Linked DNA regions of Homo sapiens: region 1 is linked to region 2. Evidence: chromatin loops called from intact Hi-C (ENCODE). Cell type or tissue: HCT116. All regions are shown on one strand. Links, peaks and the distances in the headings refer to the core of each region. The heading gives the core; the rest is flanking DNA.

Region 1 (16,338 bases), core at 5,508-13,507, 66 kb before region 2:
TAATGAGATATCTTGTGGATGGAATACAAATCGAAACACAAAATTCATTTATATTTCATGTACACCTTCTGCAAATAGCCTTAAGGTAATTTTATATGATATTGATTATTATATTTATACGATAATATTTATATGATTATTTATACGATATTATAATGATTTTGTGTATGAAACAAAGTTTGTGTACACTGAACTACCAGAAAGCAAAAGTGTCACTATCTCATGTTGGTGCTCAGAAAATTTTGGATTTTTGAGCATTTCAGATTTTGGATTTTCAGATTGGGGCATTCAACCTGTGTTTTTAAGAGATTGCTGGATGAGGGAAATAGTCATTTTCTGATCACCTAGATCAGAATCATTTGTGGATGCTTGTTGAAAAGCAAATTCCGGGTCAGGTGCGGTGGCTCACACCTGTAATCCCAGCACTTTGGGATGCCGAGGTGGGCAGATCACTTGAGGTCAGGAGTTTGAGAACAGCCTGGTCAACGTGGTGAAACCCCATCTTTACTAAAAATACAAAAATTAGCCGGTCGTGGTGGCAGGTGCCTGTAATCCCAGCTACTCGGGAGGCTGAGGAAGGAGAATCGCTTGAACCCGGGAGGTGGATGTTGCAGTGAGCCAAGATCTCGCCACTGGACTCCAGCCTGGGTGACAGAGCAAGACTCCCTCTTAGAAAAAAAAAAAAAAAAAAAGCAAATTCCTGTTCTTCATAATAGAAGAACTGAGTCAAAATCTAATCTCTGGGATTGGGAACTGGCAATTTGTTTTTGACCAGTTTCCTGGTTAATTTTACATATGACCTAAAATTTATCAATCGCCAGTACAAGAGAAAGAACATATAGCTCAAAGTCAACAGTTCTGGTTCTATGGCTTAGGCACATCATTTTACTTTTTTGAGCTTCAGTTTCCATGCTGTAAAATGGGGCTTGAGAACAGTATTTCCCTTTCAATGTGGTTGTTAGATTGAAATAAAATTATGTGGGTGATGTCACCTCATAATAATAAAATGCCTTGCAGTGCTAAGTCATTGTTATTACTTTTCAAGACAGTGCATTTTCTTCTCAAAGAGCTTTTAACTGAATGAAAGTCCTTTTATAAATTTGTTGAGGGGCGTGTGGAATAGTCTTTTAGGCTTCTGCTCCTAGTTCTAACTTTGGAGATACTGTCAACATAATCAATTTGCATTGAATACAATATGGTTTTAATATACAATGATAAAGACTACCTCGGATTTCTTTATGAGTCTAGTCTAGGAAGAGATATGTAAATAAATAATTTCAATGCAATTTGAAAATAATAATTATAATGGTCATAATAAAAATGTTTAAATCAACAATTATTATAATTAACATATTTTGAGCATTATGATGTTCCTGGAATTCTGCTAAGTGATTATATTTTCTCATTTAAGCCTCATTATTACCCTGTAAGATGGGCATTATTATTTGCATTTTACAGATAATAAAATTGTGGCCCAGTGAGGTAGAATGACTTGCTCGAGGGCATACAGTCATAAATAGAAGAGTTCAGATCCAAATCCAAGTCTTGGTTGGGTGTGGTGGTTCACACCTGTAGTTGCAGCACTTTGGGAGGTGAAGCAGGAGGATTGCTTGAGGTCAGAAGTTTGAGACTAGCCTGGGCAACATTAAACAAAAGACCAAAAAAACCCTTAAAATCTATCTGTCTGATTCTATCTTCCTCCTCTTTCTGTTGGTCTATAGAGTTTCCAGGAAACTGTTAGGTTTGCATTTGCAATTGTGAGACGTAAATCCCTAGGCTGAAAGAATCCTCCTTAATGCAGTAACTTTCAAAATCTTGACAGTAATCCACAGTGAGAACTTGATCTTACAGCATGACCCAATGCACATACACACATACACAAAGGTACACACGTGTGTGTATGTATACTTGTCATAAAAAAAACTCAATACTCATTTTTACTATGATGGTTTTTCTTTTCTTCCTTTTTTTTTTTTTTTTTTTTTCTGAGACAGAGTCTCACTCTGTCACCAGACTGGAGTGCAATGGTACGATCTCGGCTCACTGCAACCTCTGCCTCCTGGGTTCAAGCGATTCTCCTGCCTCAGCCTACCGAGTAGTTGGGACTACAGGCACATGCCACCACACCCAGCTATTTTTTGTATTTTTAGTAAAGACAGGGTTTCACCATGTTGGCCAAGATGGTCTCGATCTCTTGACCTCAGATGATCCGCCCGCCTTGGCTTCCCAAAGTTCTGGGATTACAGGTGTCAGCCACCACGCCCAGCCTTGTTCCTTTTGTTTCATAAAAAAATGTTTGTGGTGACTCCATTGATCTGATTACTTTTTGATGGGTCTGACTTATGGTTTGAAAATCCCACCTTAAGGGATATTGAAACCAGGTCTCTCTTTTGTAGATGTGAAGTCTGTGACTGGAGAGGGCAAACAATCTGGGGAGGGTCTAATTGGTAATCAGCAGGAATCAGCTACCACATGGCTAGCCTAGAGTTTTGTATTTTCTGTTTTTTCCCTATTCATAGGTTCTAAAATGACAGTCCTGTTAACAGAAAGAACAATCATTTTGTGATCCAGCTGCCCTTGATTCAAATCTGAATTCCACCCTGTCTAGCTATATGACTTGATGTATGACTTCATCTCTCTGAGCCTCTTTTCCTCTCTGGACAAGGGAGGTAAAAATACCAATGAGGAGGCTTGTGAAGGTGAATTGATATCAAGGCCCAGTGCCTGGCATACATTATGTGCTTAACATAGGGGAGACACCACAGGTAACTGGGCGAAATGTTAAGCAAGGGACAGTGAAGACTGAGAGTCACTTGTTAGGTGGTCATGAAAGCAACCTCGTTGGTTTCCAGAATCCAGTGCAGCCTTAAGATTTGAGATGCGGAGATAACATTTGTATGTGTTTAGCAGTGTGGTTCAGTGGGGGAAAATGCTTGGCTTTGATCCAAACAGATGTGGCTATGAATCTCAGCTCCAGAACCTTCTAGCCTCAATCAACTTGTTTCTTCATCTGTAAACTGAAATATTAAAACTTCCTTCAAGAAGTATTGTGGGATTCAACAAGGTATTTTCCCAGTATTTACCCCTTCCTTTCACAACATGGCTTAGAAATTTTATGGATCACTTTTGATTTTACCTTTATATTATAGAAATTTTTGAACATACAAGAAAGTAAAAAGCATCCATATGCTGATCCATACACACCAAGTTTCCTGAATTATGGACCTGTTTGCATTGAATAGTTTAGTCTCTCCCCACAGTTGGCTAACATACTGCCTAGCTGATAGTAAGCATTCAAGAAATATTTGCTGGTTGAATGAATGGATAGGGGATGAAGAATGACAAACCTCACTTCTGTCACCAATTACTTATAGCAGGAACCCAAACTCAAATGACTTCAGGGGCCAGACAGTCAGTGTAATTGGGTGAATTATGCCCGGGTAAGACAATAAGGAGTGAAGGAGACTGTGGAGAGGATATATGGCTTCTAAAGGGACTTGAACTTAAATAAATTTTAACACTCTCTGAAGGTCCACTCTCAAAGATCTGTGGGCTATCCATGATCTCTGATTTTTAGAATGCCTGTTACATGATTTGCACCATGCTAGGCATTGAGACAAAGATATATCATGGACCAGTGAAAGGTAAACTGGAGAGTCCTACAGACCTAATCACCTGCTAAGTTGCTTTGGTTCACTAAGCCTCAGTGTTCTATCTGCAAATGCAAGTTATGAGACTGAATTTGCAGGATTGCTTAGGAGATCATGGTAGGCAGCCTCTGAGATGACCCCCAATGATTCCCCACCTCCTGTTACTCTCACTCTTGTGTGATCTCTTCCTCTTAAGTGTGGGCTCAATTTAGAGAGTTGCTTCTAATGAATAGGATACAGCAGAAGTGATGGGATGTCATTTTCAAGACTAGGTTATAAAAATTGTGGCTTCTTCGTAGAGTGTTCTTTCTGTTGCTTGGATTGTTCACTCCCCAGTCCTGAGGGAGCCCTCTGGAGAGGCTTATGTGAGTGAGCTGGGGAATGAGTTTTCTAAGACCTGCCAATAACCATATGTGGTGAGCTCAAATGCAGATCCTCATCCAGCTGAGTCTTCAGATGACACCACTGCCCCAACCCACACCTTGACTGCAACCTCATGAGAGACCGTGAGCCAGTGGCACCTAGGTAACCAACACTCACAGTTTCTCAACCCACAGAAACATTTACTTGTTATATGTGGTAACAGCCACTAAACAAGAAATCTTAATACCCTATAAACAAATGCTATGGCAAAAAAAATGTACATGGAGGGTAGGAACCTGAAGGAGAGAGCTTCCAATACTGGAGTCAGAGAAAGATTCACAGAAGAAATGAGTATTGGGTTACATAAGATGACTAAGAATATGAGGCAGAGAAACAGTATAAGAGTATGCTTTGTAGGGGGAACAGCCAAGACATAAGCAGTGAAAGGAACAGCAAGTGTGGATGGTGTGGTGGTTACGGGGCAGGAGACGAGACAGAAGGCAGACCACAGAGGACCCTTATTCAGTAAACGTGATTTATATTTGATTGACATTTCACTTTAGGATGCTCACTAGAATTGCATACTCAGAGAAGTAGGAGAGACAGTGGAAGTAAGGTAGTTCTTTGCCCACCTCCACTGTCTTTTCCAGGTAGTCCTCAAGAGAAAGTTAACTAAGGTATTCACTAAGGGCTGGCATGGTGGCTTACGCCTGTAATACTTGGACTTTGGGAGGCCAAGGTGGGAGGATCACTTGAGCTTAGGAGTTCACGATCAGCCTGGGCAACGTAGTGAGACCCCATATCTACTAAAAAATACAAAAATTAGCTGGGCATCGTGGCACATTCTTGTAGTCCCAGCTCAGCTACTCTGGAGGCTGAGGTGGGAGGACTGCTCGAGCCTGGGAGGCAGAGGTTGCAGTGAGCCGAGATCATGTCACTGCACTTCAGCCTGGATGACAGAGTGAGATCTTGTCTCAAAAAAAAAAAAAAAATTATTAAGGTGTTTACCTAAGTCCATTGTCAACTATCTTATTGTTAAATAGACAAGGCATGCAGCCGAGGAGGTTCATTTGACCCAGGTCATCTTGTATGAAAGTCCATACCTCGCACTTCTGCTGGCACTGCTTTTGTTATGTAATAAAATCATGCTCCTCTTGAGCAGCTGGAATTTCTTTTAATCTGACAGACATTATGAATCACACATCCCTGATAAGTGTTTCCAACTTAGCCTGTGGAAAACTCAAGTTAATTTGTGTCCCAACTTCCTACTCTACCTGGGGAGAATCAGTCTTCCTCTGGCTTCATGCAACTATTCTAACTTAATTTTGCCATTCCCATTACTTTTAAAGACTGTTTTCATTGTATTGTATTGTAGATTTTTTAAATAGCTACTTCAAGATTTTTGGGGGAGTGGGATGTGGTAAACATAAATGTATATAAAGGGTTCTATTAATTCTGTGGAAATGAAAATGAGGAAAAGAAAGAATGATGCCTCATCTCCCTCAGCAAATACTTGAATTCCTACATTCTTAGGAATACTACAAGAAGGAATGAAAGGTTTTGGGAGAAGATGGACAGTTACTTTTAACACATGCACATTTGAGGTCCTCTGGAAACAGAGCTGTCCACTACTGAATTGGTTATGTAAGTAAGGAGCTCAGGAGTGAGGTAGATTCTGGAGAGAAAGTTTAGAAGTCATCACCCCAGTTGTTGAAGCCAATGGAGGAAAGAGACAGTTCTTTAAGACAGTTCTAACTGTGGCTAAGACAGTTGTGTCATTAGCCACAAATGACAGCAATAGAAAGAGAAAAGATATATGATCCTCTAACAACACAGAAATTATCCCATGACTGATGGCATACACATGTACATTACCCATTCACCCATGCAGCTCACAAGTGAATTATATAACACCACATTGACACCTAATTTTAAATCTTATGAATAGACATGAAGTGCCAATTTACACTCGGCACTAGAAATTCTTTCCGGGATATGTATTTTTTATACATTCGTTTTCTTCTCTTATTGAGTTTATAAATCATTTATTTCCCGGTGGTTTAAAAACAAACATACAACATTGTTTGGAGAAGTGATGGTCTGCTATAAAAGTTAGATGGTCAGTACTAATGGGGAAATTTTGATCGCTTCAGGGTTGTTCTTTTCCATGCCTGGCACATGCAAGATGAAGCTAATTTGTATTATGAAATATAATGTGTTCTCTTTTTATTTTATTGAAATGCTTTAAAACTTAAGATCAGAGCTGGGTTAACAATATTTTCCAAGTAAAACACCATCAAGTACAAATATTACCAAGGACCTCCAAGTTCCTTGTTAAGTGCCCTATACATTTACATGAAAAGGGATTTTTAAAAGTTTCCTCTATTCCTTACTCCCCACTCAGTGCTGGTTAATTAACCAATCATAAAGAAAAGATGAAAGTATGTGAACCTCAAATCCTTGTGTTCTGGAAAAAAAACATACTCACAGAATAATGAAAAAAAATTTCAACTAATGAGAACCAGGAACAATGACCACTGGAAATAATGAAAACAGTTGGATCAAACAGGTAAAAACTTCACAGAAAATTAGCAGTGCATTGGTCTGGCTTTGCTTCTGTGTCTCCTTAAGGCCTATGTCTTGGTTGGATGACTTATTGGTGGGAGCAGAGGGGAGCTCTTTTCTTCAGAGTACATGGTTTAAATGTTCTTTCAACTTTGTTGGCTAACAGGTTGTTTAATATGCCTTTTCACCTGGCTTCCATCTCTTTACATACATATTTAAAGTCCCTGCCTTCTGCTGCAGTCCACCATCTTGAAACAGCCTGTCCCTTATTCAGCCAGCACAGACACTCCAACCTCCCTGATATTGCATAGCAGGGAGATGAGGTTTAGAGTTGTATGACTTTCTTGACTTGGAAGAGGAACTGGATTTGTTCCATTTTAAATGCTGCTTGTGGCAGTCTATGGCAGGCAAAATTTTGTCCTCTTTCTAGGTATTAGGACGGGATAAATTCTCCAGCCTTCTTTGCAGTTAGGTTGGGGCTTGCGCTGGAGTTCTTGCCAATGGAATGTGCACAGAAATGATGTCCACTAGTGGTTCTCACGCTACAGTGTGTATAATGAGTCATCCCATCACTCAGGGATCTTGTTGAAATGCAGATTCTGATTCAGTAGGTTTTGGGTGAGGCCCATGATTCTGCACTTCAATAAGCTCTTAGTTAATACCAGTGCTGCTGGTTTTATGGACAACACTTCAAGTAGTAAGAACGTACACCAATTCCAACTTGGCCATAAAATATCATGTGCAGTCTTCCAAGATTTCTCTGCTTTATCTGTACAGCTACAAGTAAAGCACTTGGAATGGTAGAGTGCTTCCCTCAATGGATGGAAGGAGACTGGATCCCTCTGACACTGACTGGAAGAGCTCTGCTAAGCAAAGCTGCGAGCTCATGAAAGACTGTGAGGAGAGTAAGAGGTAACCTTTTATTGTGTTAAGTCATTAATGTCAGGGTTTACTTGTTACTACAGCATGGCTTCCTCTAACACCTCCTCTTATCAACTGCCTTTTCTGAGTCTTTCCTTGACTCATGATTTTGAGTTAACTTAGTAAACTTACCAAAGGCTGACTTTGCACCAAGAATCATTATAGGTACTGGAAAATTTAAAAGATGAAGGAGGTGGAGTCATTTTTTCCTAAGGAGCTGGGAGAGGAGATAAGAAATGGGATCAAATAATGAACAACAAGTTTCAAAGGGATCAGAGTCCAATAAAACCTGCCGCCTGAGCTCTTAAGAGAGAAATGGAAATCGTAGTTGTGAACATCAGGCTTTCTAGAAGTGGCTGTACCAACATCAGCCTTGAAAGGTGAGTAGAGTTTGAATTTATAACAATTAGGATAAGAGCACATTGGAGGAGTTAAAGTCAGGAAATGGCAGGAAGGTACCCGGGAAATGTGGGACTTGCCAATGGGATCCAGTATAGGGTGAAGAATTGGAGTCATGGTATATCCAACAGAAATGAAGGTCAAGGTTGTATCATAGAATACTTTGAATGGCAATTTGAGGAGCTTGGATTTATCCTGAGGATAGAAGGGAACTCTTGGGTTTCAATAGGAGTGTGATCTCACTGGATATAATGAGGAGGGGTGTGTGGCTCTGGTACCACACTGTCCCTACTCCCAGGGTCTGTTGCAATAGTTCAGGTATAAGAGACTGAGGTCCAGCAAACTAACACAGGAACAGGAAACCAAACACCACATGTTCTCACTCATAAATGGGAGCTGAACAATGAGAACACATGGACACAGGGAGGGGAACATCACATACTGGGGCCTGTCGGGGAGTTGGGGGAAAGGGGAGGGAGAACATCAGGACAAATACCTAATGCAAGTAGAGCTTAAAACCTAGATGACGGGTTGATAGGTGCAGCAAACCACCATGGCACATGAATACCGAGGTAACAAACCTGCACGTTTAGCACGTGTATCCCAGAACTTAAAGTAAAATTAAAAAAAAAAAAAGAGGCTGAGGTCTGAGCATAAAGATGAAAAAGACAAGGAAATCTGACAACATTGGGAGAAAGATAGAGAAGCACCTCCCCATTCCACTCCAACCCCTGTTCAGAAACCGGGGTGCTGCATCTCTGAGATGTTGTGTCTTGACATGTAACCAGTGTGTCTTAGTTACATGTAACAAAGTCAGTAAGCCATGGTGTTAGGTCTCAGAGCCCTGGCTTCTTGCTCCAAGCTCACTATGTTTCCACTTGAGTACAAGGTTGTCTCCAGTGTCATAGGTGCCCTCTAAAGTTGTACTCGGTGAGCTGGATCTAAGTACAGCATAATTCACATCTTGCAATGTGACCATCTTTGCAAATTTAATTTCAATAGTTTTGAGTCACCCCAGTTGGGAAATTTATTGGAACTCTATTTCACTATGACTTGCCAACAGCAAGTTTAAGACACACTTTAAAAAGACATTGATTACTCTAAAGGTGCTTCAACCAAACCTGCTGCTATTTCTTTGGGGTCTGTACCACACCTGGGTGAGAGGGTTTAGGCAGTCTTTCTTTCTCTCTCTTTCTTTTCTTTTCTTTTCCTTTCTTTCTTTCTTTCTTTCTTTCTTTCTTTCTTTCTTTCTTTCTTTCTTTCCTTTCTTTCCTTCTTCCTTCCTTCCTTTCTTTCTCTTTCTCTTTTTCTTCCTTCCTTCCTTCATTTCTGCCTTCCTTCCTTCCTTTTCTTTTCTTTCTTTCTCTCTTCCTCTCTTTCTCTCTTCCTTTCTCTCTCTCTTTCCTTCCTTCCTTCCTTCCTTCATTTTTTTTGGAGGCAGGGTCTCACTCTGTCACTCAGACCAGAGTGTAAAAGGGAGAACTTCCTGCAACTGTTGTCAGACAGAAATTTGTTTGAATCTTATGTCTGCCACTTCCTAACCATGTGATCTGGAACAAATAATTTAACATTCTGGAGCGAAGGTTTCTGTAGTTTACAATGGGGAGGGTGATTACCGCCAAAATTACATGAAGGTTCCATGAGATGATGGTGATGAAGTTCTGAGCACAGTGCACTGCACCCAGTGCCGAGAGTCCAGTCAGCGTCGATGCTCCTATCTCTATCCTGGGTATACTAATGAGAGCAATGGTAGCTGCTCTAATGAACAAGTCCAAAAGTTGCAGTGACCTTAAAGTAATAAAACACTATTTTTCACTCACCAAGCTGTTGATATGGATGTTCCTGGTTGCCAGGAAACCTTTCACACGGTGAGTCAGAAACCCTGCCTCCTTCTTCCTGTGGCTTCTTTCTCACCTAAGATGTGAAAAGACAGGTTGGAGAAGGAATGCCTTGGACCAGGAGTGAGACACATCGCTTATGCTCATTGGTGTAAAGTGGTCACATGACCACTCACGAGAAGCAAGAGGTGCTGGGAAATGTAATCACCGACATGGCAGCTACTTCCCAGTGACAGTTCTACACTATGGAAGGGAAGCAGTTAGCTGTCTCTACCGTAGGAGGGGGAATTCTGAGGCAGGACTGGGATATGGGCCAAGGAGCTGGGTTTATAGTGGTGAAAACAACATGTCAGATTCACATTTCTTTCCTCTCTGTCTCTTCTAGAGCTCAATCCAGCAGATCCTGTCCCACTTGGAACCTGGCTATGAGTGAGAAAACATCTGTGGTTGGAAAATGGGGCTGGTGATTCAGGCCTGTTTGGGAAGAAGATGCTCTTGAATGCTTTGCTCAACAAACACCTCCCTTCTGCAAGGAGGTGAGAGGTCATCTGTCTGTCTACTTTGACACTTTCACCCACTGAACTTCAGGGCTTAAGACACCTTCCCCATAAATTGGAGTGAGCGCGGCACAAACTGTCCCTGAATTTGACCATAACTGACTCACCAAAGGTCTGAGTAGGGGAGAAGGCAAAAACAGACAAACAGGCACTGAGGACTTTGCCATCCCAGACCTGTGTCATGTAAACAGGCTGTCTGCTTCACAGCCAAGGAATGAGCCCTGGACGTGGGTCGGAACTGGAGCCTTAACAGCTAATACCCAGAGCCTTTGACTGTGGACGACTGTGTTCAAAGGGGCAGGCTGCCCACTACTAGGGCATGGAGGAGAGGCAGGATGTGGGGAAAGAGTGTGGTTTTGGAATCAGACACAACTGGTCCCCGCCACTTACTCAGCCTTGTGACCTCAGATGAAAAAGTCTCTTATTCTTACTAAGGCTCAGTTTCCCCAACTGTGAAACTGACATAACACTATGGACTTCAAAAGGCTTTACAAGCAAAACAATTTATAAAACAATTTATTCAACAATTTATTCAGGCACTTAGCACAGTGCTAGCACATAGATATAAGTAACAGTTTTTTTTCTCTGTTCCTTCTACGTGGAGGAGAGGCATCTGTTGTCTCTTCAAGTTAATTAATTTGAAAATATCCAGTAGCAACCATTTCTTAAATTCCTCTTACGAGCCATTTAGTTTTGCAACAACTGCAAGATAGACAGTATTATTCCCATTTTACAGATATGGACATTGAAGCTCAGGAGGTACACCGGATATAGTGACTTTGATCTTCTCATTGCCCTGACACTGATGAGAGAGAGATAACAAAATCAAAAAGAACAGTTGGAGGAATAAATGTCAAATATAGGAGGCTGGAAGCATAGTCTCTAACCTCAGTCTAGCCTCGGATAATAGCATTTTCATCTTGCTACAGCAGTAGCAGACACCAGCTGGGTGCCTTCTCCCTATTTTATTCATTTGTATGTTCATTGAGCAATTTATCTATTGCTAATTCCTTAGCAAGCATTTACTGTGACCTTCCTTTTATTATTACTATTATTATTATTCATTTTAGAGACAGGGCTATGCCATTATGTTGCCTACGCTGGAGGGCAGTGGTTATTTACAGGTGTGATGCCGCTACTGATCAGCATGGGAGTTTTGACCTGATTCATTTCTGATCTGGGCCCATTTGCCCCTCCTTAGGCAACCTGTGATGCCCCACTCCCAGGAAGTCACTGTATTGATGCTGAACTTAGTGTGGGCACTTCATGGGCACAGCACACTACAGCCCAGAACTCCTGGGCTCAAGTGATCCTTCCACCACAGCTTTTCCAGCAGCTGGGACTACAGGTACATGCCATTGTGCTCAGCTACTGTGTACTTCCTATGTCCTCAAATCCTGCTACTCAAAACATAATTCCTAAGCCAGAAGCATCAGCATCACTGAGAGCTTATTAGAAATGCTGATTCTCAGGCCTAACCTCGGACCAACTGAACCAGAGAATCTGCATTTTAACAAGATCCCTGGGTGATTCACAGCATATATGAAAGATTGAAAATTGCTATCCTTGATGCTTTTCTTTTTTTTTTTTTTTTTTTGAGATGGAGTCTCACTCTGTCACCAAGGCTAGAGTGCAATGGCATGATCTTGGCTCACTGCAACCTCCGCCTCCCGGTTCAAATGATTCTCCTGTCTCAGCCTCCCAAGTAGCTGGGATTACAGGCACGTGCCACCATGCCCAGCTAATTTTTGTATTTTTAGTAGAGATGGGGTTTCACCATGTTGGCCAGGCTGGTCTTGAACTCCCGACCTCAGGTGATTCACCTGCCTCGGCCTCCCAAAGTGCTGGGATTACAGGTGTGAACCACCACACCTGGCCTCCTTGATGCTTTTCTATCTTGGTGAAATACTTATTGGGAGGACTCCCAGTACTGCTACCTTCCTTATTGTGAGTAGAAAAAAACTGAAAAAGTCAAAGTGTTTTTTCAATTCTCTCACTCAACAATAATCACCACTGAAGACTCCTGTGACCAACTCTGTGGGGATTTCTCCTCACCAACAAGCAGTCAGTTCTGTAGCAGACACCAGCTGGGTACCCTCCAATCCAATTCAATTCTGATGTTACCTACCTGGAGGTAGCGTCAGATGCCACAGGTTGAGGGCTCAGTCCCACGTGACTGCCCCTAACTTATGATACCAGTCAAAAGCCCCAGGTTGTTTTATTTGTGCTTCTGACTGACCGTCTATAAGTCAGGGATCCCCTGAACCCCTTTTTGTGTGTGATTAATTTACTGGAGCAGAGCTTACAGAACTCAAGGAAACACTTAACATTTACTGGTTTATTATTGTATTAGTTCGTTTTCATGCTGCTAATAAAGACATACCTGAGACTTGGTAATCTATAAAGGAAAGAGGTTTAATGGACTCATGGTTCAGTTCCACATGGCTGGGGAGGTGTCACAATCATGGCAGAAAGTGAAGGGGAAGCAAGACATGTCTTGCATGGTGGCAGGCAAGAGAGACAGCATGTGCAGGGGAACTGCCCTTTATAAAACCATCAGCTCTCATGAGACTTATTCATTATCATGAGAACAGAATGGGAAAAACCAGCCCCCATGATTCAATTACCTCCTACCAGGTCCCTCCCATGAAACGTGGCGATTATTACAAATTGAGATTTGGGTGGGGACACAGCCCAACCATATCAGTTATAATGGGTATTACAAAGGATACGGATGAAGAGATGCATAGGTCAAGGCATGGGGGAAAGGGCACGGAGCTTCCATGCCCTCTCTGAGTGTACCACCCTCCAGGAACCTCCATGCGTTCAGCTATCCAGAAGCTCTCTGAACTCCGCCCTTTCAGATTTTTATGGAGGCTTTATTATGTAGGCATGATTGATTGATTAAACCATTGGCCATTGGTGATCAACTTGACCTTCGGCCCTTCTCCTCGCCCCAGAGGTTGTGGGTGGGGCTGAAAGTCCTAACCCTCTAATCATGTCTTGGTGACTAGCCCTCATTCTGAAGTTACCTAGGGCCTACAAGCCATCAGTCAACTCATTAGCATACAAAAACATCGCTGTGCAGATTCCAAGGATTTTAGGAGTTGTATGCCAGTAACAGGATGGAAGATTAAATATATATTTTACAATATTACATTAATCCACACAAGGAACAATGGGGCACCTCTAGAACACAATTTTTTTTTCTTCACTTCAGTGCACCTGTGATCATCTAGACCAGGGATGTCCAATCTTTTGGCTTCTCTGGGCCACATTGGAAGAAGAAAAATTGTCTTGGGCCTCACATAAAACACACTAACAGTAATGATAGCTGATGGGCTAAAAAAAAAATTTTGCAAAAAAAATCTCATAGTATTTTAGGAAAGTTTATGAATTTGTGTTGGGCTGCATTCAAAGCCATCTTGGGCTGCATGCGGCCCATGGGCCCCAAGTTGGAAAAGCTTGGTCTAGAGCCTGGGTGACCACTCCTTCCTAGCCGTGCATATGTGGTATACACCTCTAGACCTTAACAGAATGGAAAGTGAAGCAAAGAAGGCTTCGATCTTAGAAAGTGTTTAGGGTCCCTAATCTCCTTATCAGCTACACCCTACTTGTGGTTCTGGGGATTCAGCTGGAGGCAGAGAGGCAGTGCCTGAGCCCTGAGACTTCTCTACATGGTATCCAATATATTTCTTGTTGTATCATGATAGCACCACGATTAACCCATAGTTAACCTTAGCATCACAGTGATTATGTGACCCTGGGGTAGCTCTGCCTCATCTAACCAGGCCAGGACCACTTGTGGGGATTCCAGAGTCATTAAATATGGAAAATGGGAAAAGCTATGAATTACTTCCGGCCTCATTTGGAAGAAGCTGGCTATTTAATAGGCAGCAATTCAAGATTCAGCAGAGGAGACAGGGCCTGGCATGCATTAACTGTGTTCCCATGAACACGCAGGAAACCTTGCCATTATTTACAATGAGGGAGCATCTGCTGCATGCCACGCAGCAGAAGGAGCAATGGCACATCACCTTGTTTCATTCTTAAGATATCTTCAGGTAGGCAGCATGATTTCCATTTTCAGAAGAGGTAACTGAGGCTCAGAGAGACCATGTGACTTGCCCATGTCACATAGACAATCAATGGCAGTGCAGGGCTACATCCATGCATTTTTCAAAACTTGGCATGGGGATTTTAATAAGAGAAATCATGCATTTTTTTACAATTAGAATGGGAATTTACATTCAAATAAAGGACACTTTCATTAATGGGGTTTGGGAATGTAGGATGTTATTCCCCTGCTACTTCCAAGGGAACTGCAGGAGAAGGTGTAGGAGGATGAGCAAAGTTAGTCAAGAATGGGTGCAGAGACAGTCTTGGATATGTTCCACTCCTGTTACTGATATATCACAGCCATCCTGCTCCTTGACTCCCCCACTTCAGCTTGAAAGAGCTCACCATGGACCAAGAAGGTGGCAGGTCCTGGATGAAATGCACTGCCTTAGTGTTTGTGTTTCCTCCAGCTTTCAGGCCCATGAGTGTCAGTTGCAGAGCATGTCTCCACTGATTCCCTGGCATGTGGCACAGGCAGCCCAAACAACCACTAGGGAGGCTTTGTTGCTGCCAGAGTTTTGAGCTGGGTTCTGCCACCCTCAGGAGCCCGGTTGGAAGCTCGGAGCCTTGTGTAGGACAAAAGTCATTCTGTGGCCCTGAGCTTTGGAGGGAAGTGTTGACATCTTGCTAATTAACACAAAAGAGGTGTTGCTCCCTATACACTCTTCCTTTGGAAGCAGAGAGTGCAGTCAACGTAAATTGAAATTTAGATTAGGATCCCCACTCCTCCTTTGATTAGCTCAGTGATTTTTGTCAAAGTCAAGCAACCTCTCTGAGTCTCAGGTGACTTCATTTGTTCCGTGGAATGTTCACATGAGAGATGCTGTCAATGTCTTAGTACAGGCCTTAACTCCAAATGGGCATTCAATAAATAATTGCAGTTATTATCCCGTTTTGCTACATGAAGTTTACTGAAATATAAACACATTATATTCATTACAACATTTTCACTCTTAAGTAACAAAACTCAACTTAAAACTAACCTAAACATAAACTAATAAATAAAATTTTATTTACTCAGCAAGACCAACTTTAGGTGCAGCTGGATTCAGGGATTCCAACAGTGATATCAGGACCCAGCTTCTCTTCACCCCTTAGTTCAGAGTCCCTGTGGGTATTGGCTGTATCCTGTAGACAGGCTGTGGCCACCCACAGCTCCAGATTCACATGTTTTCCAGCTTATTAATTCCCAATGCCCATTTATTATCAATCCAGGGAAGATTTTGATTGGCCTTGCTTAGATTACACAACTTACACCTGGACCAATCACTGTTGCTAGAGGCATAGAGCACCGAGATTGGCTAATCTGGAGTCACATGACCAACTCTGTGATGAGGAAGGGGATGTTGGTAGATGGCTGGGATGACACAGACTGGAGACGAGCCGTTCTTCAATGGCGTTAAGGATGCTAGGCTGAAGAAAACAAAGCAATATCTACCTCAAGAGCCTTAGAGAAAGAGGTATTTGCTCCTGACTCTTCCCTAGGTCTCCCTATGAGTCAGTCCTAGTCCAAGTAAATTTGTTTCTAAAGTCATTAAAGAGAATTCTGTTGGCTTAGAAATACATATAGCTTCCATCAAAGTAAAATAATTTGCAGAAGAGTTGCTGTTGAGCTGTGTGAATCTGAATTGTAAGTAGGACCCCCAGGCAAAGTCTGTGACTTTGGCTTAAAACACATGGAACTCAGGGCAAAATTTCACTCAGCCAGCTGGGTGTCACATGGATGTCTCCTGCTTCAGTTGCTTTAAGACCACTGCTGTGCACATCAGTATCGAAGGGCACATGGGAACTGTTCTGCCAGTATTCTGAAGGCCCCCTTTATTCCCCCCACCACCCAACTTTTCCAAAGCAGTAACAGCCAAACACCCAAAGCCTACCTTATGTCACACGGATAGTTCTTTGACTCTGTAAGCTATAAACTTGCCA
Region 2 (16,338 bases), core at 3,355-11,354:
CACAGCCACATTGTGACACTTGCCTGATGTGAAAAGGCAGAGCAGTGGGTGCTCTGGAATCCCTTAGTAAGGGATATATAGGGGGGCTTCCCATGGGAGGATAAGGAGGTTGCTCCCAGAGGTTTTGTGTTCCTGTTTAGGCCACCTGGTGTGGCCACTATTGCAGATGGGGACAGGCTGGGCCCAGAGATGCCTTCTGTTCCGTTCCTGGACTCAGTGCTGAGGATGTGAGCCTCCCATCCCAACGAGGGCCTCTGTGTATCTCGGCTGCAGTGGTCCGTGCAGAAAGGGAAGACTGACCAGGGAACCAGCGGCTATCATGCTATCATGACACAGGACCCTCAAAGTCTCCCTGCCATGGAATGTGGGCATGGCATCTGTAACTGTCCTTTGTTTTACTTCCCTGGAACCCAAGTTAGGTCCTTTGGCCCTTTATGCACAAGCTCAAACACTCTTCCACCTGAGAATTCACAGAACAATCCATCCGCTCATTGTCTCCAGCCATTGCATGTTATACACAGTCCCTGGCCCATAGTCAGCAGTCAATAAATATTTAATGGCTGAATAAATAATCAAATGACTTTAATAAACAAATGAAGAAAATACAGAAAGTGATCATAATGAAGTGTAACAGAGGGCTCTTTGGGATGGCATGTGAGCTGGGGCCTTAGATGCTCAGGGCCTCAGCAGCTCTCCCTTCTGTAGGCACGGAAGTCAGAGAGGCACCCCAGCAGGAAAGAGAGCATGTACAAAGCCGTGGACGTGCTAAGTCATGAGATCCATTTAGGGAATGTCAAGCTAGTGCCCAGGTTTTAGGGAAATATGAGCCTAGAGGGACTGGCTGAGGATAAGTCATGAAAGCATGCAATAGAGTTCAGATTTCATCTCATCAGAAAAAAGAAAAAAGAAACTATATAGATAGTGTAAGAACTTTATTTCCATTGGAGCTCAAGAATCTCCTTCTAGGCCAGGTACAGTGGCTCCCACCTGTAATCCTAGCACTCTGGGAGCCCGAGGCGGGCAGATCACCTGAGGTCAGGAGTTTGAGATGAGCCTGGCCAATATAGTGAAACCCCGTCTCTACTAAAAATATAAAAAAAATTAGCTGGGCATGGTGGTGTGGGCCTGTAATCCCAGCTACTCGGGAGGCTGAGGCAGGAGAATTGCTTGAACCAGGGAGGCAGAGGTTGCAGTGAGTCGAGATCGCACCGCTGCACTCCAGCCTGGGCAACAGAGTGAGACTCTGTCTCAAAAAAGAAAAAAGAATATCCTTCTGGAAGCCTTTTCAAGTTTGTCTAAAACATTCTTGAGTTGACTTTAATATTTCTTTGTCACCCTTAAACAATGCTGTGTTTCTGCTGAACACTCTAGGCTTTCCAAATGTGGGTATGCCCCACTTTTGTTTCTGCCTCTGCTGATGCTGGCCCACACTGATGCCTCTCTGCCACCTTTTCCCCCACACTGTAGCCTCCAAAGTCCAAAAAGCTAAGGGGGGATAGAATCAGTCATGGGAGCTATAAGTCTTGGGGAATTCCATGATCATTTTATTTCAATGTTGCTGAGGCCAGAGCACCAAGGGGCTTAATAGAGCATCATAGAACTCAATAGCTCTCAACCCCCAAGTCAGAGAGCTCCTTTAAAAGTCCTCATTGAGATTATTTATTAAGTCAATCCTCATACCTCCTCTTCAAGGCAATTCCAGCAAAGAATATCAGTGGCTGGGTTCAAGCCTTCAGAATTGACAGAGAATACATGTTCATGGTTTAAGCCATCCAGTCGTGGAACTCTGTCACAGCAGCCCTGAAAAACGAATACCCACACATATTCCAAAAGGGGCTGAGAGCCTTTAAAGCCGTCTTATCTTCCTGTCCCAGGAGCAGTGCTCTTGCCTGTATTCGAGGTGGACTGTATTCCTGGGCAGCAAGGTCCAGTGAGTTCTTAAGAGCATTCTGAAGTACCTGCAGTCACATTGCTACATCCCACTGGTGCTCAACAATGCTTTAGTTTAACCAGATTTTAAGTCATGGCTAAACCTTCATTAGAACAATGATGACGGGAATTCAGAATATGGGAAGTATTCATCGTATTCTTTCTTTGTAAAACTTTCCATTTTGTGCGGCCTCTGCCAGTTCTCTGCCATTTGCACACATACATGTGTACTTGCAACCTTAGTCCACATTCATCTTTGTGAAGTCTCCTCTTTTCCCTGCATGATATTGTTACATCATCTTATAATGTCTGCCTAATATTCCATCTGGTCGTTATACCGCAATTATTTCACCATTACACTCTTGTCGGTCATTAATTTGAACTTTTTTTTTCTTTTTTACTCATTTAGATAATGTTACAAAGAACATTTTGTGTGTATAAACATGTTATTCTTTTGGATTATTTCTTTTGGATGCATTTCTAGGATCCATTTACTGGCTCAAAGAGTACACAGAGTGTCAAGGATTTTGTTACATATAATTACACTTTTTTTTTTTTAAGAATCTAGCTGCTTTTTTTTCTTTAATTTTCTTTCTTTATTTTCTTTCTTTTGTTTCTCTCTTTTTCTTTCTTTCTTTTCTTTCTTTTCTTTTCCTTTCTTTCCTTTCTTTTCCTTTCTTGTCCTTTCTTTTCCTTTCTTTCTTTCTTTCTTTTTTTTTTGACAAGGTCTTGCTCTGTTGCCCAGGCTGGGGTACAGTGGCCCGATCATGGCTCACTGCAGCTTCAACCTCCTGGGCTCAAGTGATCTTCCCATTTCAATAGTTGACTCATTTTAATAGTTTATTAAATGGCCTCCTGAGTAGCTGGATCTACAAGAGTGTGCCACCACGCCCTACTAATTTTTGTATTTTTCCTAGAGATGAGATTTCACCGTGTTGCCCAGACTGGTACTTTTTATTTTTATCCTTTAAAAATAAATTATATTATGTTTATTTAAGGTATACAACATGTTATGCAATACACATAGCAAAAAGGTTACTATAGTGAAGCAAATTCACATACTCATTATCTCCCATAGTTACCTATTGTTTTTGTTTTGTTTTTATGATAAGTGCAGCTAAAATCTACTCACTTAGCATGGATTCCACATAAGTACAATTTTATTGCCTATAGTCCTCATGTTGTACATTAGCTCTTTAGACTTGTTTGTTCTCCATATTTTATTAAACTATTTTTTGAAAATAGTTTAACAAACTAAAAAAATACAGGGCTACCAGAAAGTATGTATCAAATAGTGCTTCCTTACACTTTGCATTTTTATTTTCTGGATTAAAATGTATATATTTCTTCTACAGGACTGTCCTTGTGTTAATTGATATTTACCAACTTGGGTCCTAATTATACTGGCTGTTTATACATCACAGACACTAAGTCAAACTATCTGTGCCATGTTTTTGAAAACAGTTTCTCTTTTTGCTTCAGTGGCACTTGTTTTCATTAAAGAGAGTTACATTTTATTCACAGGAAGTTGTTAGAGGGTTGAATTTTTTGTTCTTTTGACACACTATTTATTTGCTATTTACCAAATATTCGTCTAAAATTATGATTAAATATTCAGTTCTGTTATTTCTGTGGCTCATTATAATCGTTCATTTTCAACCCATTTGGAGTTTTTTATATAAGCTGTAATCTAAATTAATTTATCTCTAAATTGTGATCCAGTTACATAAAATAAGTACTTATATGTGTTAATTATCCCAGTTAGTTTTGATGCTGACTTAATCACATGCTAAATTATGCCATGGACTTTTTCCGTTATAAAAATTTATGTTCTTTACTCTGTAAGTATTATACATTTTTATTATTGTTGCTTTGTGATATGGTCTGCTTCTATTATTGCTTTTTTTAGCATTATTTTTGTGCGTGTGTTCTCATGCATTTATTTTTCTTAAGAGTTTTAGATTAATCTGTGCAGTTCTAAAAGGAGATCATTTGATATTTGGGTTAGGGCCTACATAAGCTTGCCTCCATTATTGGGTGGGTCAGGATAGAATGGCCTGGAGCAGTTTGTTCTAAGTGGTGTGGTTGGATGGAAAGAGCTGGGCTTTACAATTGGATATGTCTAGGGATGAGCCCCATCCTACCACCGGCTAGCTTGTCCAGGCTGAGTAACCCCCCAGAGCCTAATTCCCTTCTTAACCACATAGGGGTAGCACAGCCCACCTCAGGTGGAGTTGTTATCTTGGCTCTGCCACTGCCTGCCTGTCGCTCAATCATTTCCTTACATCTCTCTCAGAAGGGGGTCATTCTAATTAAATGAGAGAAAAAGGCATCTGAAACATTCAGCGTAATGTCTGCCACAATATCAGCAGCTAATTTTCATTTCCTTTTTATTTTCTCCCAATCACAATTTGTAGCTTCATTTGAACTTCTTAAGCTCCCTCCAAATGTGGATGTGTTTGAAATGGATTCCTCTGTCTCTTTACATGTGCATAGCTGTTTCTGACTGACACTCAAGGATGTTGTAGATTATTGTCCTTTTCTTTTGTTCTCTGCCCCTTTGTGAAGCTCTTGTAACACTGTGGGTGGTCCATGGTTCTTTTCAGGCTCTTATGGATTTTTTAGGTAGGTGCAGAGCTACCTTTTGGCTGAAGCCTTCTGAAAGTCATGGCTGTGTTCCTAAACAGAGGCTAGAAACTGTCAGTTCCTTGAGCCATGTTAAGGGTGGCCTCTACCAAAATTTAGGAGCTATTCTTGGTTCGCTCCCTCGAGGACTGTACTCTTGGGTATCCAATCTTTGAACCTCTCACCAAAAGAGCTAAGTTCTTCCATAGGAGGATTTCATGTCTGATTTCCACCTGTGCCTCACTCCCACCCTGTCCTCAGCCAGAACCCACATGACCTATGGTATTTTCAGATTAGGAGTCTCCTTTTGGCATCCTGTGGACTTTTCACTATTGCAAATGCACATCCACCAAGCAAGTAGTCCACTCCAGAGCAAGGTAACATGTGATGTAGCCGACTCAGGCATCTGAGAATGGGGTTCTCATCTTGGTTCTGCCACTACCAGGAAGGATATTGGGGATGTAGAAATAAGTCAGCCCTGCAGTCACTTGTAGGCTAGAGAAGAGCCAAGACTCTTCACAAAGCTGCCAATCTTGTTCTAACCAGACCGCGTTGTTACAACCAAACTGGGAACCACCATGCCATCAACATTCCTTAGTTGGAGTGGGAGAGAATCAGTTTCCCAGGAAAGCGTGGTGCTGCAACTACAATATAGAGAAATGGGGGCAAGAAATGGGGGACATGCAAATCAAGAGATTTCTGATAGTTGCTCCTCAATACCCCCAGTTAAGGGCTTAAAATTAAAAGCCCAAATCTCAAAAGCTCATTAGCCTTTTGAGGTAACATGAATATGGCTGTATCTCATTCATTTATTTACATCTCTCTCTTTTCCAAAAAGTATTTGAAATTGCTTTACAACTACAGGAAAAAGTAGAAATCATAAAATGAGAAGGAATAAAATAGGAAAGTTAGGGACTGGAGAAAAAAAGTGGAGTCAGAAATGACAGAAACACAAGTACGAACCCCTGTGCACTTGTATTTGACCACATTTGACCTTGAGTTTCCTAGCAGTCCGAAGAAACAGAAATGTTTTGGGCAAATTAGTTTATCTCTAAATCTCGGTTTGATCGTTGACAAAATGGAAATAGAAACACCTCCATCAGAAGATTGTTCTGAAGATGACATGAAATAAGGGATGCAAAACCCTTAGGTACAAATGTGTAACACAGTAGGGACCCCACAATTGCTAGTTTGTTGTTGTTACTGTTATTTCTGTTAGCAGCTGCTTTGGGGTTAGACATCAGTACTGTAGCTGGTGCATAGGTTGACTCAGCTCCAGAGGTCCTGTCCCCTTTTCAGCGTGGCACAGTCTGAGAAATGACGATGTGAAGTTAACTATACCACTGATATAAATGTGAGGTGTGAGAAATTAATTTGCTTCCAAGAGGTATGATGACAGGTAAGGACAGCGATGTCACTTTGTGTCATAGGACACAAAGGAACAATACCAATTAGATGGAATAGATGTCCCACGTATTCCAACCCACTGGCCAAAGAAGTGGCTTCAATAGAAGCAAATGCTAGAGCTTAAAGGAAGCCTCCACAGCTCAACCTCCTCTCTTTTCAGGGGGAGGGGGAGAGTTGAGTTTTCTAGCATTACACAGATAAATGCTGAAATTCCAGTTCTTTCTCTTAAAGTACCCATGGATGGGAGGTGACAAACGTGGATTTGAAGTAAAGAAAAAAAAATGCTGATTTATTTATAGTTTAGGGAAGTGAAAGTCAGCTTGAGTTCGGACCGTTCATGTTTCATTGTTATTACTTTCAGCGCAGTGCAGTTGTCCATCCTTCTTCTTTCCTCTGCTGGCCCTGGCAAGTCAGATCCCCTGGAAACAGAGGTCTTATGCGATTTCTATCTGATATGAAGGAATGTAGGTATTTAAAGGACCTTGTTTTCCTAAATGCTTTTATATTTTGACAGAGAGTCCCACTCGAGCACATCTTTGGGCTATTTAAAACTTACAGAGGAATGCCTTCTGCATGTGCACATGTGCCCTGGAATCTAGGCAGAAGACCGGTTTATTTTGACTGGTGGTATTTGACAATCTGAATCACAGGCCAAGTTCGTCACGGGCTCCTCTCTGCCTCTTCCTAGCGATTGAAAGCCCACATACATGTAAGAAGCAGTCAGAATGGTTATGATGAAATGATGTAGAAAGAGAACTAGCTCCTAGCACGTGGTTAAATTCCTCGTATCCAGGCCACTTTGGGCCACATGTATGGCTCCCACTTTCACATGCACCCTCATCTTCCCATCCCATCAACTCGGGGAGGAGGGTGATATGATCAGCCTACGCTGTTCACAAGGCCACTCGGAGAAGTGGGCTGATGTGCTAGGATCACGGTCCTAAGACAACCCAGGTTCCAGACTCCAGCCAAGCCTAGCACCACTTCCTTGATACCACTGCCATCTATTCTTGGCAAAAAGAAAAGGAAAGGAAGCAAACAACTCCAAACCCCAAATTAAATCAATGATTTCCAAACAAGCTTTATTTTCTCCAGTCTCTGCGCAGCCTTTGGATGACCACTTTGGTATTAGCTCTCCCTTACTCAACTGCGTGCCTGGCAGATGAGTGTTCATACTCTTTGGTACAGTGGCAAAGCAATTGGATGATTTTAAATAATTTATTTGTGAGGTCCAAAGCAGTGGTGTCTGTGTATCTGGCGAGTTGTACTTCCTCTCTTCCCTCTCCTATTTCCCTTTCTGAATTGGTCACTTGGAATGCTGGGCTCCATGCGCATCTGTGTGCACTTGAGATCTGAAACCCAAGTGGGTGCCACCACCAGCTGCAGAAGCACGCCACTCGCTGTCATTTTTGGAAACCAAAAATGACTGGTCACATAACGGTGATTAGATAAAGCTTGTAATTTGTGTTTGCTGTAGTCAGCGACGTGGTATTTTGGGACAAACAGCCACTCTATGCTACATATAGCTTGGAATTTGCGGCTTTTTTGTAACCTGCCATTGTATGGTCAAGGAGGTAACAGAGAAAGAGGGGAGAGAGAATGGATGAAGGGAGAAAGGTCAGGAAGCCCCTCTCAGCAGACAGGCAGAGGACTTTGAGCTTTAGAGCTCAAAGAGCCCATAGAAAAATCTGTAGGTGACTCACCCTTAAGAGGGACCCCTTTCAATGTCAGGCACTGCCTGGCTTCCTGATAGTACAACCTTCCTTTCCTGACAGCTGGAGCCTCTTGACTCCCAGTGAGAGTCTCAGCCTTACCCCAGGCTTGGGAAGAAACCCTTATCTGAGCCGGAGCATGGCTGAAGCAGCTCAAGTTCAATTCTCCAGTTACTCAGCTTCTTAGTCTGGCTGATAGGTATTCTCTGATTGGCTGCTCAGTTCTAAAAGGCTTTCCTGTCCCCAGTTCTAGAAAAAATGTCCTTGCCTTTCCCTGAGTTCATGTCTCAGCTGGATAAAACCCTTTTTTGTTCACTAAACATTGACCAAGGGCCTTTACATATCAGGCCAGGAAGGATATTGGGGATGTAGAAATAAGTCAGCCCTGCAGTCACTTGTAGGATAGGGAAGAGCCAAGACTCTTTAGGAAGCCGCCAATCTTGTTTTAACCAGACCCTGTTGTTACAAGCAAACTGGGAACCACCATCCCATCAACATCCCCTAGTTGGAGTGGGAGAGAATCAATTTCTCAGGAAAGCGTCATGCTGCGACTGCAATGTAGAGAAATGGGGGCAAGAAATGGGGGAACATGCAAATCAAGAGATTTCTGATAGTTGCTCATCAATACCTCCAGTTAAGGGCTTAAAATTAAAAGCCCAAATCTCAAAAGCTCATTAGCCTTTTGAGGTAACATGAATATGCAATAGAATGATCAATACTTGGTGAATTGTTTGTCTGGCAAATAAAGAACAATTTGTGTTCCAATGGGAATCTTCAAGGACTTGCAGGTACTCCACAACATGACAAGAAACACTGATTACATAGAAGAAATCTTACTTAGGGCCGGAGTGGTGGCTCACACCTGTAATCTGAGCACTTTGGGAGACCAAGACGGGTGGATCGCTGGAGGCCAGGAGTTTGAGACCAGCCTGGCCAAGATGACGAAACCCTGTCTCTAGTAAAACTACAAAAATTAGCCAGGCAGTGGTGGCTCAGGCCTGTAATCCCAGCTACTAGGGAGGCTGAGGCACAAGAATCGCTTGAACCTGGAAGGAGAAGGTTGCAGTGAGCTGAGATGGCACCACTGCACTCCAGCCTGGGAGACAGAATGAGACTCTGCTTCTCAAAACAAAAACACCCAAGAAATGTTACGGAGGAAATCATCTTTGTATCTAGAAAGTAATTCTTTGTCTTCCGTTGGCCAGGGTCCAGGAGCTGTGTAGGAATAGCACTCTACTCCTGAAGGTGTGGGTTGGGAGCTGTTGGGGACCTGCTTCTCATGGGTTCTGAGAACAACCACTCACTGCTTCAGGTGGAGGTGCTGCCTTTGCCATCATTTAGGTTTCCTTTTGGGCTTCCAAACTCATGCCTTGAAAGCATTTCCCAGGTGCCATTTCAGACTCTAGCTCAATTCTCTCTGCTGTTGACACTGCCGTTTGCTCCAGAAATACACAATGGGGACTAGAAGGAAGGGTTTTCTGTAGCATTAGCATTCCTTTAAAAAATTTTAAAACTAGAACCCAGAATCCTTATTAGGTTACATTAAAAAGTCTTTTAGCCATCCCCCTGTCTAATATTTTGTGAAGTGTGTTCCAGGGAACCAAGTTCTACAGGATTCTGAGGATTACATGAGAAAAGGGGCAGGGATATGATGGAGACCTCTAAGTTCAAATAAATTTCTGGAATGCTGACTTCAAATAAAGTTAAACAGGTGTCTTTACTGTAAGAGTTCTCAGACTTTCAAATGCCTCAAATCTGTGGTAGATCTCTAAGAGGAGCAGGTAGTTAACTATGATTATAAAAGTTATTTGACAATGGAATTTTTGTTCTGAGGTGAGACAGAGTAGCACACAGATCTGAGTTTTATATTAAGCCAATATTTAGCCAATAGATTATTGTTATTATCATTATTATTATTTGAGATGGAGCCTTGCTTTGTTGCCCAGGCTGGAGTGCAGTGGGGCGATCTTGGCTCACTGCAATCCTTGCCTCCTGGGTTCAAGTGATTCTCATGCTTCAGCCTCCTGGGTAGCTGGGATTACAGGCACCTGCCACCATGCCCAGGTAATTTTTGTATTTTTAGTAGCGAGGGGGTTCTGCCATGTTGCCCAGGCTGGCTTCAAACTCCTGACCTCAGGTGATCCACCTGCCTCGGCCTCCCAAAGTTCTGGGATTACAGGCATGAACTACCATGTGTTGCCTAGTCAGTAGATTATAATCAGATCTTTCCTAGTTCTTCAGCTGATTGCTTAAGCCCCAAATGCCCTGTTAGCAGAGAGTCCCATTCCCTGGAATTATCCAGGAGCACTGTGCCTACCCAGGACCATTGCTGCACTGTATTTCCCTGCCTCCAAGTTGCTCTTGAGAATACCGGCCTGCCCATTCTGGCATGCCATTGTTAGTCCCATCCTAAGTCCCTTTCAAGGTGACTTCTGCTTTTACTAGTCTTTTTGTTCTGATTCTTTCATGCTCAGTCATTGTTCCCCAAAGCAGAACAGCTATGTCTGGGGCTCTGGGTCCAGGGGAGCTCCCTGCACTGAGAGCACACCAGGACAAGACCAGCCCTTCCCATAGACACTTAGGTTCTTCTGCTGAGCCTCTCTGCTCATGGCGTGGACACCTTATTACTCTAAAGATGATTTCATTTGAGGAATCAAGTTGTTCTACCTTGCCATCAGGTCATGGCTGAGGCCATCCTGCCCACTCCAACAGGTCTTCCCTACCTTAAATTTTGGGAAGCCTGGATTCTTTTTTGGATTCTTTTTTTTTTTTTTTTTTTTTTTTTTTTTTGAGACAGAGTCTCACTCTGTCACCCAGGCTGGAGTGCAGTGGTGCAATCTTGGCTCAGTGCAGCCCCCACCTCCTGGGTTTAAGCAATTTTCCTGCTTCAGCCTCCTGAGTAGCTGGGATTACAGGTGCCTGCCACCACGCCTATCTTGGCCCTGGCTTATTTATGCAAATTGATCCATCTCCTTCTAGAAGACTGGATCTGTTTTGGCAATAAGTTTCTCAAGGAGTGCCATCTTTGTTCAAAGTCAAAAAGGCACAATAAATTTTGTTGTAACTTCCATCTCTGTGAAATTTGCATACTGAAGGTTCATTTCCCTGAACAAAGAAGGTATATCCCAAAGTAATTACTCATCTCTAGCCCCAAATAGAAAAGGAAAATGTTGACATAATTGAGCCTCTCTATTCTGTTACATCAGTTCTGGGGACACTAACTCTAGTTCAACTCTTAATTAACAGATGGGGAAACTGAGGCCCAGAGGGTTGAGGGAACTTGTCTAAAGACAAAGAGCTAGGAGGTTGCAGATCCAGTGTGGAATCAGGTTGGCCTGACTCCTAATCCAGAACTCGTTCCACTGTTCCCTCAAACTTAAGACTTCCTGATTATGGCCACAGGTCATAAGTAAGAATCATCACATTCAATCAACCAGTATTTTATTTGACTGTGATTTTCTTTGAGAACACAAATATATGTAAGATATAGATTCTGCCCTTAAAGCCCTTATTATTTGTAGAAGGCAGTAAGATACACATAAAAAGTTACGCTAAATTGTAGAAAATGCCATGTGACCCCTATAAGAAGCAGAGACTGTTGGAACAACTTGGCATCTGGGTAGCTCAACATCACTTTTGTTAGGGAGCAGGCGTTTGAGCTGACTCTTGGAAGGATTTGGACAGAGAGAGGAGATTGAGAAAGAGGAAAAAAAAAGAACACTTCTAGGTAGGGGCATCTGGGGAATTGAGATAGAAAGAATAGGCTGGATAGGAATTGGGAAAAGGCCTTTTAAGCAATGGAGTTAGCATAAGCTCAGGGTTAGAGGTGTGAAATGCTTAGCATGTTTTGGGAAAGGTTGCTGGTTATCCATCGTGTCCAAGAAGGGCTAGAATAATGAGGGAGGATGACTCCTTCACCACATAACTGGGTGATCAGTGGAAGCATGCTGACCAGGGAGCACTCCAGAATGGCTGGGTTTTGATAACTTCATACATCTCAGCTCTATCTTCTGGATTCATCTCTGGGCCATATCTCTCAGGCATTGTTTAGGGTACTGTGAGTAGATCAAAGTTTCTGCTCTTGGCTCCATCTTTACTGAATTTACAACTCAATCCAAGCTCTGTCTCCATAATACCAAATATCTTAATACAGTGTGACAAAGATACAGCATTGTTTGGGTCATTTCAGGAAGAACATCTGGATATTTGAAAATATCTGGACAGTTTGCCAAAGAAAAGTAAAATAATACTTTGTATCTCAGAGTTTAGTATTATGGGACATAGACAATGTCTGAGTCACCAGTATGTCTTTTAGAATTTGGGAAATGCATTCCTTTGAAAAGAGAAGAAAATTGTCACCAGTAGTCCCACTTCTGTCTCTTGTTCACTTTCATCTTTCCTATTTGTTGCAGATATGACAAGCAATTACCCTTGAAATGTTACAGAACTAGATGGTTCACCTCTAATTGCTATTTCTCTAGGGAGAAAAAAAATAGGCCATCCCTTCTGTTTATTTAAAATTTAGTTTATTCATAAACCTGATATATATTTATTAGGCCCCTTCCTAGTTTGAGGCCCCATGTGTAACTTGAGAACAGAGATGACCAAGACACATGCCCTACTTTGCAGGAGATCACTGTCTCATAACCACGTCATCTTGTTTTTTGTTTGTTTTTTGGTGTGTGTTTTGTTTTGTTTTGTTTTTTTGAGATAGAGTCTCACTCTATTGCCCAGGCTGGAGTGCAGTGGCGTGATCTTGGCTCACTGCAGCCTGTCTGTCCTGGGTTCAAGCAGTCCTCCTGCCTCAGTCTCCTGAGTAGCTGAGTTTACGGGCATGAGCCACTATGCCTGGCTAAATTTTTTTTTTTTTCTTTTTTTTTTTTTATTTTTAGTAGAGACGGGGTTTCACCGTGATGGCCAGGCTGGTCTTGAGCTCCTGACCTCAGGTGACTTGCCTGCCTCAGCTTCCCAAAGTGCTGGGATTATAGGCATGAGCCACCGCACCTGGCCATCAGGTCATCTTAACCTGATTTAATCATGATTTCATTCGTTATTGCTGTTAAAATATTCTATTGTATGAATATACTGCAATTTATTTGTTCTTTAATTGATAGACAGCTGGTTGCTTCTGGTTTGGAGCTCTTATGAACAAAGGTGCTGTGAACATTCTAGAACATGGACTTGTAAAAATTCTGTTTAGAGTAGCTTTAAAAATAATCGCTGGTTTTGTTTTATTTTACTTTTTTGAGTTAAATTTGAATTTTCACATATGAATACACTCACATTCCTACCACCAGATCAAGGTATCGAACACTCCCAATACCCTCAAAGGCTCTCTTATGCCCCCTCCCAGTCAACACTCCACTCCCCATAACCCCTGTTTGGACTTCAATCACTGCAGAGTAAGTCTCCTGTTCTTAAACTTCCTGTAAATATGATTATATACAAATGGCTTCTTTTGCCCAAAAAAAAAAAAAAAAAAGATACAGCTATGCAGCTGAAATAGGCAATTGCTGGCAGGGCCTTTTTTTTTTTTTTTTTTTAACTTCCACTCCTCTGGTGAGCAGACAGTTATCGAATCCATCTCTGTGAATGCTTGTTATGGAGTGAATGACTTGGAAGCCAACAAAGGTTGAAGGGAAGGCCAGCTGGACCACCTCCCAGGGCACCAATCCATGGGCCAAATTTCCTGGGCATGAATTGGAAATATGGAGGTCATTTATTTAGAAATCTGGGTGCAACACTTTACTTAATTGGCAAAATGTAAATTGGTCCTTTTCTCACCCAAGACAAAACGTCTTTGAGTGGAAGTTTAAAAAAAAAAAAAAAAAGGCCCTGCTAGCAATTGCCTATTTCAGCTGCATAGCTGCATATATTTTTTTGACATGCTCAGGCAAAAGCAGTCAGCTGAGACTCTGGAATCAAAGAGTTTGTTGATGTAGTGTTCTTTATCTTAGTGATTCATTTCATTATCTCAATTTAAGCCCTTTAGTAATTCTCTCAAAAAGTTACTTTGCTTCAGAAAATCACAAAAGACAACTGGAGGTAGTTTCAGAACCACAGAAAAATAGGAAATGTCTTTCTTTTTTTAGAGACTGGGTCTTGCTTTCTCACCCAGGCTAGAGAGCAGTGGGACAATCATAGTTCACTGCAGCCTCCAACTTCTGGGCTCAAGCAGTCCTCTCACTGAGGCCTTGCAATGTGCTGGGACTACAAGTGAGGGCCACCTTTCCTGGTCCTCCCCTCTTTTTTTTCTTTTCTTTTCTTTTTTTAAATGAACATAGAATCTCTTTTGGTCTTGGGAGTGAATTATCAGGAGACTCTTTTATTGAATATAATTTGTATTAAAAGAAAATAATTGTTTTTTTCATCCCCCTTAAAAAAAAGTTGAACATTGGCTGGGTGTATGGTGGGTCACACCTGTAATCCCAGCAGTTTAGGAAACCGAGGCAGGAGGGTTGCTTGAGCTCAGGAGTTCAAGACCAGCCTAGGCAACATTGCAAGACCTCGATTCTACTAAAAATAATAATAATAAAAAACTTAGCTGGGTGTGGTGGCGTGTACCTGTGGTCCCATCTACTTGGGAGGCTGAGGTGGAAGGATTGTTTGGGAGATTGAGGCTGCAATGAGCTCTGATTGTGCCACTGCACTCCACCTTGGGTGACAGAATGAGAACGTGTCTTTAAAAAAAATGTTGAAAGGGCATTTGAAGAAAATTGTTTGATGGTGTCACAAATTGTAATCTTACCAGTCCTTACCCCCTACCCCAAGAAGATTAATGTAATCCTAACGGATTTTTCAATGAGGTGAGAACACATGGAAGAGAAAGTGGGCTTGCTCATTTCTGGTTAGAGGGGCAGCTGTGATTGGCAGAAGGGCCGAAGAAGATCAAGTTTGGGAAGGCAGGCTGCAGAGCGGTGCTTTTTTACCTTGCCTGCACTTTGGAATTGTATGAGCAGTCCCTAAGGCTGCTGATGGCTTGTAGACTGGGTATGGGTTGTGTTCAAGCTCCCCAGTTGATTACAGAAACAGCCAGGTGGAAGGTTGCTGCTTAGGAAATGGCCCAGCAGCTAGGAGAGGTATTTTTCCTGAAGAGGATTCCAGGGCCCTGGTTCTCAAAGTCTGTTCCCCAGACCAACAGCATCAACATCACTTGGGAACTCGTTAGAGAAGCATATTCCTGGGTTCCACCCCAGACCTGCTGAATCAGAAATCTAGGGATAGAGAGGCCCAGCAATCTGCATTTAATAGGCTCTCCAGGTGCTCCTCACACACTAAAGTTTGATAATGACTGATGTAAGGAAAGGTGGCCTTTATGAGAAGCTGGGGAGGGGAAAGCAATGTAATGGTGATGCAAGGGAGTGAGGCACGCTCCCATCAGGTTGCAGAGACAGCAACCTGGAAGGACTTTCCCTAAGGAACAGACAACAAACACAAGGGGAGTACTCGAGGGGAATGAAAGCAAGATCTAGAAAGGTCAGACTTCACACAGAATGATGCCAACTGGTCCTCTTCCTCACCTAGGAACCTGCCATTGCCTCTTGGCTACACTTAGGGCACTTAGAGCAGTTTTCTCAGCTAAGTGGCTGATGGTGAATGTGACACACTTTGTGCAGGGGGCTCTGGGCTGCTGTGGTGGTCTGAGAAACAAGGCCAGGGTTTCCCCTTGCAGTAGAAAGAGGGGATTCATGTCCCTATTCTGCAGTTGTTCCGCCCCAGTGCAGCAAGGATGACCTCTTTGCTTTCTGTCTTGCTTTCACTTCTGCCTTCCCCTCTGACTCACACACAGCACGGTGGCTCTGAGGACAGTTGTCCTTTTCCTTGGAAGAGTCAGAGATTTAGAATTAATGACTTTATGGAGGGCATAGTGAAGGTGAACTCTGCACCAGGGAATTTGTTTGGCTTACTTGATATAGTACCATTTAACAAATATTTCTAGTGTGCCTACTCTGCATCAGAACTTGGGCCAGTCGCACCAGGAAAACAGAGAGAGGACACACAGGCCTGGCCTTTAGGAAGCTTATGAAGATATTTGCTGGTGGAGGAGAAAAATCATAGATCAATGTCTTCTGCCTGAAAGGTGCTATCATTAGAGCAATCTTTTAGGTTTATACACAGATCAGGACATGTTTGATAGCAAAAGTGTGAGCTACTAACAGTTATGCTAAGAAAACAGGCATCAAGTGAGATTCTCCGGGAAGACTCAACTGGAAGCATGGCCATCATCGCCATGCTGTGCAGAGCCTGCAGTGTTGGCCAGTAGTGGTTTAGCCCACAACCTAGGGCTAAACCCCACTTTGTGTGTTGCCCCTCCGAAGCTCCCTCGTATGTACCACACTTCACCCCATACCAGCTTTTAGAATTAGCAGCTATCGTAGAGGGAGGCAGCATGTCCCACCCCATACGGAGTACCATGCCACTCCTGTGAGGACCCAGCTGTGGTTCTGACCCTCAGGTGTAATGCCCAGGCTTCTTTCTTGGCCACCGTCCCAGCTCTCCTTCATATTCTGAGTGTGCAACACTGGGCATGTTACAAAATTTCTTGGATCCTCATCTCTTTCATCCATTAAATGGTACTCCAATTTTATAGAAATTTGTTGGATCTGGAGGGTCCATTTACGCTGGTTTTCGGTAGACATCTTTTCTCCTCTTAAGGTCAAAGTTA

The links. Peaks named below come from ENCODE experiments on the same cell type or tissue, not always from the same donor. Only the 100,000 strongest peaks of a DNase experiment are listed, where the experiment ranks them.
Region 1: it touches region 2 in a loop (3-fold over the local background); 2 of 110 quality-filtered maps call a loop at or near these places.

Annotation. Positions count from the first base shown.
Region 1 is chr9:107,800,253-107,816,590 of GRCh38, forward strand. LOC105376208 (a long non-coding RNA gene) reads left to right here. Exons shown (of 7, transcript XR_930229.2): 4 at 6,418-6,582; 5 at 7,356-7,879; 6 at 10,122-10,272; 7 at 11,495-11,895. It also overlaps the pseudogene RN7SL659P. Among named protein-coding and RNA genes, the nearest start is that of KLF4, 320 kb to the left of the region's middle. In HCT116, for the core only: no CTCF peak of the experiment used is centred there; a DNase peak (open chromatin) is centred at 9,901.
Region 2 is chr9:107,868,510-107,884,847 of GRCh38, forward strand. No RefSeq gene overlaps it. Among named protein-coding and RNA genes, the nearest start is that of KLF4, 390 kb to the left of the region's middle. RefSeq lists enhancers at 3,879-4,762, 6,301-6,400, 6,431-6,530, 15,365-15,504. In HCT116, for the core only: no CTCF peak of the experiment used is centred there; no DNase peak of the experiment used is centred there.